Linked DNA regions of Homo sapiens: region 2 is linked to region 1. Evidence: chromatin contacts called from ENCODE Hi-C or POLR2A ChIA-PET data. All regions are on one chromosome and are shown on one strand. Each heading gives the region's core, a stretch centred on a gene start or an enhancer-like site at or near the end of the contact. The rest is flanking DNA. Distances are from core to core; before and after follow the strand shown. Region 1 overlaps ENOPH1 (enolase-phosphatase 1). Region 2 overlaps SCD5 (stearoyl-CoA desaturase 5).

Region 1 (3,279 bases), core at 523-3,022:
AGAGATGTGGTTCTTAATGTTTAACAGAACAGTTCTAATCCTGCCACGTGTTATCATTATAGATTTTATAGTTGCCTTTCTAACTACTTAGCACAGTTTGAGAATACGTTAATTGCTATTTACTATTTAAAAAGTTTTACTGAAATCAGTCCATAACATTAAGATGAGCCCTAATATGTAAGATTTTCCTCTGGAATGGATGTGAGAAATGTAAATTTTATAACAGCAGTATTTATCCTGGTTTAATTCTAATACGATGTCATGTTAATTTCATGTTGTGATTAATAAAAGCATTTTTTCTTCACTCAGTTTTATATAGGTTCCTGAACTCTATCCACATGCCGCCATAGCAAAAGAGAAACTGAAAAACAAGAATATTTAGCTCTTATCTTAATCGTGTATCATGTGTGTGTTTTAATGGAGTGCCGGTGGCAATTCATGGTTATTATTTGAGTTATGTATACATATAAGGTTACTATTCCATTTGGATAGTAAGCATTCAGGATATGAGTGGAGTTCCTTATATTTTTGAGAATCTTAACTTTGAGGTCTCTAAGGTAATGCTTGAAGGAGGGAGTTACTCTCCTAACTAATCAAGAAAAACTCACGAATCCTGGAGGAGCAATTTTAGAAATGCTTTGAATAAGGAAAAAGAAGTCTTAGAACTATGAGAGGACAGGGGATATAAAAGATTTTATGTTGATAATTTTGATCTAGTAGCCAATTAAGAAATCTAGGGTCTATGAAAATATATGAATAAAAAAGAAAGGAAATGAGTTTAGGTACATCTTAGAAATGGGAATAATTTGTAAATGATGATAAAACCACAAATAGTAATAAAAGGATGAACTTAATACCTTTTTTGGAAAGCTCATAGGCAGATGGCAGAAAGGGGTATATCTTAATGTTATTTAAGGAGTAGTTGGAAAATGAAGAAATGAGAAGATTAGGCACTAGGATCTAGATTAGAAAGGAATTGAATAAAAAGGAAGGCACACAGCATCTAGCCAGCAAAGGATTGAGGTGGAGAGGCATTTTACTACCCATGTACACTGAGTAAGGAGGACAGAAAATCAATAGATTTCAGGAATTAAGAGAAAATTGAAGTATCAGATTTATTTTGCAAAGTAAGGGAAAAACTAGTTGAATGGAATCGTTTTTAGATCCTAGGAAAACCATTCACAAATGATGGAGAAAGGTCGTAGGAAGAATTTGAAAGATAAAGTAGATTGGCAAGAGAGGAAAAATACCTATCTAAGAATGTAAGCAGTGATACACAATGTATACATGTATTGAAACACCACAGTGTACCCCATAAATATGCACAGTTATGCATCATTAAAAAACTTTTTTTAATGTGGATAATGAGCTAGAAGATGAAGTCAGATGAATTCATAGTCCTTATGAGGGGAAGGAAGGCAAAAAACCTCTGGAACTTCCAAAAAGAGGACAAAGGCCTCAGCCTCTTGTTTGCAGAGAATATGGAGGACAAAAGCGTCTTAAAGTTGTGGCTCTTTTTATTCCTGTTTATTAATCCAGATGTACCTCTGTTGTTCTCTTTCCTACAGTGGCGCTGATTTCTAATCTTGGGTCAAAGCCCAGGTTGGTTTTTTAGAAGAGAAGCCCTTAACAGAAGATTCTCTAATCTTATCAACATTTCTGGAGTAGCAGGACTTCTTTTTGGTCTGGAAAGCGGGTTTTAGTTGCTACGCAGAATGTCAAATGTGTAGTTGCACAAGGAAAGGTTGAAAGCCACTGGCTTATTGCCAGGGCAGATGCACGGCAGCCTTTCCCCAGCAGATGGTGCTGTTTCTCCAGACTTGATATGAAGTGTGAGGCTCCACCCCTCCTCCCCCCCTCCCCCAACCCCCGCCCCGTCGCCCGCCAAATACAGCAGATGGAGCTAAGAGAGAGAAAACTATATTTTGTTTATCCTTACAAGCCAAAAGCTTGATGTTGCAAGAGTTGGAGTAGTTTGGAAAAAATGGCAGTAATCCTGAATGAAATCCAACTATCTAATATTCCTTTTCCTCAATAAAAAATTAGTGATTTTTAGCCCCTTTTTCCAGCGGCAGTGTTAAAAAGGGATTGTTTTCAGGGCTTTTTTTATTCCCACGAGTACAAAGTTGAGTATAATATATTCCAAAAGTTTGTTAACCTACCACCTGTGCCCAGATGGCAAAGTGATATTATCCTCAACCTAATATTTAAGAATAACGTGGAGTTTTTACTAAAACACTTGGAGTAACTGACAGAAGTAAAATTTCTACCTTACAAATTCAACCCAAATTTATTCCTTAAATATTTATTAAGCATTTACCTTGCATCCCAGATCTGCTATGAGGGGACAAAGTTCCTCTCTACTCCCATTGTGCATACATTTTTCGAGAAGAGAAACAATGGTGACTAAGACAAGAAAAAATTAGATACTAGTAAGCGCTCTGCAGAGAACACAGGGTAGAATAACTTTACAGGAGGGGTGATGAGAAGGTGACATCTAATCTAAATGACATGGAAGACATGTAGGAAACTAGGAGAACTGGTGTTCCATGCAGATGGAACAGCATAGCACAGATCTAGGGCAAAGCTTGGCCTTTTTCAGGAATTGAGAGCCCAGTGGCTGGATACCATCAGAGAAGTGGGCTGAAGCCAGATGATAGTGCTTTGTACTCCAGTAAGAAGTTTGAATTGTATTCTAAGTATGGTAAAAAGCCCCTGGAGGACTTTGAGCAGAAGATAACCTGAGTGGTTTACATATTTAAGGAATTCTGTATGGAATGGAGAATGGTTTATAAGTGGGCATGACTGCATGCAGGAAGGTGAGTTAAGTATATCAGGGTTGAGTGCTGCAGGCAAAAATCACAAGGAGTTAGGTGTATACAACATCAGTGGAAGAACTGGGAGAAGAGTCAGGGCAACTACCACTGGACTGTGGAGTTAGAGGACACCTCACAGTGGTTAGCTCAGGAAGCCTGCTACCATTGCCACTGTAGCTCATGCCCACGACGCTGGCCAGACTCTGGAATGCCAGGCCCCATTGCTGCAACCTCTCCAAACAGAACACTTCCATCTCTTCTCCAATTAGGGGGTAAAATTGGCACTTGAGAGAGTCAATCTACTGGGTCTGAGAAGGCTGTTGTAGTAATGAAGGTAAGGGATGGTGGTGGCTTGCCTTAGGGTGGTAAAAGCAGAAATAGAAGTGGAAAGATTCAGAATAGGTTTTAGACATGACAGTGACCACTTATTGATTGATTGGATTTGAAAGGGTAACTCTTACAT
Region 2 (3,279 bases), core at 220-2,719, 320 kb after region 1:
ACCTAGGTCAGGTTTCTAATCTGCAGGAAATAGTAAATTTGTGTTGCTGAAAGTTGTCAGGGCTCAGCCACCAGGCATGCATCAGTGGGCAATGCTGTCCCAGAGCTGCCCACACATGGAGTGCCCAAATCACTCCTCTGTAGGAAGTCAGAACCTTCAGGACTGTGTTGCCTAAGGATGCTAGGCAGGGCTCAGGAACCAGAACAACCTCATGCAAACCCTGACGGCCCCTTAACAGCTCTGTGACCTTGGGCAAATCACTCCTCCCTGTCTCTTTGTTTCCTCAAAAGCAAAATGTGGATGACACCAGGACGAGGCTGTCATTCCTTACCCAAAACCTTGGGGTCAGATGTGCTTCAAGGTTCACAATTTTTCAGATTTTTGTATAGTGCATTTGCACTACAATAATGCCCACAGTGAGTCCATCATCAAACACAATATGACTATTCAGACTAAATAGGTCAGTTTTGCCACCAAATGGATTCACTGGGTCAAGTTTTCTCTCTAAATTAGTTATAAAATAACTTTTGTTCTCAAAGTTATTGTTGCTGTTCCTAACTACAGCAAGGATACTGTGGCCCTATAATTACTTCATAGAGTTACTATGTGGATTAAAAGAGTTATAATACAGGAAGCACTTAGGCCCATGCCTGATGCACAGAAAGCACATAAATGTTTAGGAACATCTGTAGCCAGTTTTCTTGCACAGTTCTACATTCCATGCCTAGCATGTGCTGTTACAGCTGTTGGGAATGCATTTTCCCTGGTGTTTCTGCCTGGAGAACTCCCATTCACCTATTCAAAGGTAACTTGGTGTCACCCCCACCATGCAGGTGTCCTTGACCACTCTCCTCTAGTCACACCTGCACCCCAGGCCTACTTCTCTGCTGGCATTCCTCACACTGCATTATAACTGGCCTAGGTCCATCTCCCCTTCTAGATCTCGTGAGTAGGAATGATAGCTTGCTTACCTGTGTATTCTTAGCACTTAGCACACACTAGGCCCATGTCCACAAATGTGTGGAAAATGGAATTTAATCAGACACCTAAATCTCTCAGCCTGCCAGTCTCCAAGCAGGTGCAGAAAAGCACATCCCAAAAAGGGCTCCCTCACTGCTCTCAAATCTGAACAGAGACTAAAAACACCAATTTGCACATTCAGCATTATCACAACAGTGCCTGGAGAACTTCTTTTGCTCCTTAAAATACTTCATCTGTCTCATAAGCCCAATTAATATCCACCAGAAATGGCCCTGGCCAAAGGGAGACTTGGGAGATTAATTAGCACTTCAGCTATTCAGCAAAAATTTATCTGAGTCCAAAATCTCTCCCTTCAACCTTCAGACTGAAGAAACACCTGGCCACCCCAGGAGGCCCCAGGGGGCCAGCCTGGACGGCTGCTTCTCCGGGGCCTGCTGCTTCCACAGCGTCAGGGGAGGTCCGGGCACAGGGCCAAGGGGCGGCTTTGCTTTCACAGTGCTTTGTATTTCCTCTTCCCTATGAAGACACCAACAGTTAGAGGTGGGCCCTGGCTAGGTCTAGAAGGCCCCCACCAGCCTCCTCACACTCACATAATTGAAAGGGAGAGAAACGCAGCAGGGCCCCCCAGAGGAGGGCTGGAGAAGCCTCAAAATAAACAAGCACCAGCTAGGGCTTGAGAATCATTCACACTAAAAGAAAAAAGGACTTGAGGGCCGGGCGTGGTGGCTCATGCCTGTAATCCTAGCACTTTGGGAGGCCGAGGCAGGCAGATTGCCTGAGCTCAGGAGTTCGAGACCAGCCTGGGCAACATGGTGAAACCCTATCTCTACTAAAATACAAAATAATTAGTCAGGCGTGGCGGCGTGCTCCTGTAGTCCCAGCTACTAGGGAGGCTGAGGCAGGAGAATAGCTTGAACCCGGGAGGCAGAGGTTGCAGTGAGCTGGGATCACGCCACTGCACTCTAGCCTGGCTGACAGAGTGAGACTCTGTCTCAAAAAAAAAAAGAAAGAAAGAAAAAAGGACTTGGAAAGTACATCTCCTTTCCAAGAGAAGGGAGGGGAAAGATTCAACAGCAGAAGGAATGGAAATATCCACTTGGGTTATGCTGTGGTTTGAATGTGTCTCCCTAAGTTCATGTGTTGGAAACTTGATTCCCAGTGCCACAGTGTTGGGAAGCAGGCCTAATGGGAGGTGTTTGGGTTACTGGGCCACTACCCTTATGAAGGAATTAATGCCATTACTGTAGGAGTGGACTAACTATAAAAGGATGAGGTGGGCTCCCTCTTGCTCTCTCTCACCCTCTCATTGCCCTTGCATAATAGGATGATGCAACAAGAAGGCCCTCACCAAATACCAGCCCCTCAGTCTTGGACTTCCCACCTTCCAGTATTATGGAAAATGAATTTCTGTTCATTTGAAGTTACCCAGTATTCTGACATAGCAGCACAAAACAGACTAAGACAGATTACTGTCCTAGATGAGGGTGGTCATCAGACCTCATCACCCTGTGGGTGAGCAAAATCACCTATGTCATGTGGCCACTGTTGACAGGATGCAGGTGAGGATTAAGTCCTCCCCACCTCTCAGTTGCATTTAACATCTAGAGCCTGGCTGTCTTTCCGCCCATTTGTCAGTGGCTCAGAAACACTTACAAAGGACCCTCCTATCTTGGGTCACAGAGAAGACTAAATCTAGGATGCCCCTAAAGACAATTTAGTCCCATGAAGAACTGCACTGTGTCTCCGGCCTGCCTGAAAAAGGGGCATGACTGATCGAGGGAAGTGTCTGCTCCTCTCCAAATGAGGTGATTATAAAAGTCTCCAGAGATAAGAAGGGACCTTAGAGAAGAGCTCCATGAACCTCCATATTTAGAATTAACAAATTTACTAGAATACAGACATACAGCAGAAATCCTGAAATACAGCGGAAATCCAGAAATACAGTGGAATGACAGCATCAGTGTGCTTGTCCGGTTCTGGGGGTAATAACTACTCCCATAGCAGGGCTGGTCCTTCCTGGGAAGCAGCTGCTGCCCCTGATTTAGTCCTCACACCAATCCTAGAAAAGAAGGTTTCCTGTTCCTCTCCCAAGGTGCAGGTTAAGGTTTGTGCCCAAAGCTACTTATTTGAGGCTTTCTCCAGGGTCCTTTTTCACCTCCTACTTCCTAACAGCTTTTCCCCACACATCTAAGGGACAATCCAAGTATCTATTCCCATCCCCACCCCCATCCTCCCCCAAGAAAACAAGTTACTCCACCCCTATAAAGTATTCCAGGTCCTAATACTCTCCCTGCTCCT

The links. A loop is a pair of places that touch in the nucleus more often than their neighbours do. ChIA-PET counts read pairs that join two places held with the same protein, here RNA polymerase II (POLR2A). Pooled maps may share reads with other maps.
Region 2: a pooled map shows a loop between it and region 1 (2.2-fold over the local background). The contact joins two enhancer-like sites. A Hi-C loop is called at or near these places in 13 of 168 maps with a recorded cell type or tissue (Caco-2, aorta, ascending aorta and 9 more), 10 of 37 single-sample maps with no recorded cell type and 29 of 50 pooled maps. POLR2A ChIA-PET finds 5 or more read pairs at or near these places in 8 of 52 experiments (A549, AG04449, BJ and 5 more).

The regions. Positions count from the first base shown.
Region 1 is chr4:82,460,784-82,464,062 of GRCh38, forward strand. ENOPH1 (enolase-phosphatase 1) reads left to right here. Exons shown (of 6, transcript NM_021204.5): 6 at 1-394. Among named protein-coding and RNA genes, the nearest start is that of ENOPH1, 32 kb to the left of the region's middle. Within about 2 kb of position 1,773, at least 3 of the 41 ENCODE cell types and tissues checked have a DNase peak (open chromatin) inside an H3K27ac peak, as active enhancers do; they include dorsolateral prefrontal cortex, where a contact is called at or near this core.
Region 2 is chr4:82,779,441-82,782,719 of GRCh38, forward strand. The region is part of intron 1 of SCD5 (stearoyl-CoA desaturase 5); the gene reads right to left. Among named protein-coding and RNA genes, the nearest start is that of SCD5, 18 kb to the right of the region's middle. Within about 2 kb of position 1,470, at least 14 of the 41 ENCODE cell types and tissues checked have a DNase peak (open chromatin) inside an H3K27ac peak, as active enhancers do; they include dorsolateral prefrontal cortex, where a contact is called at or near this core.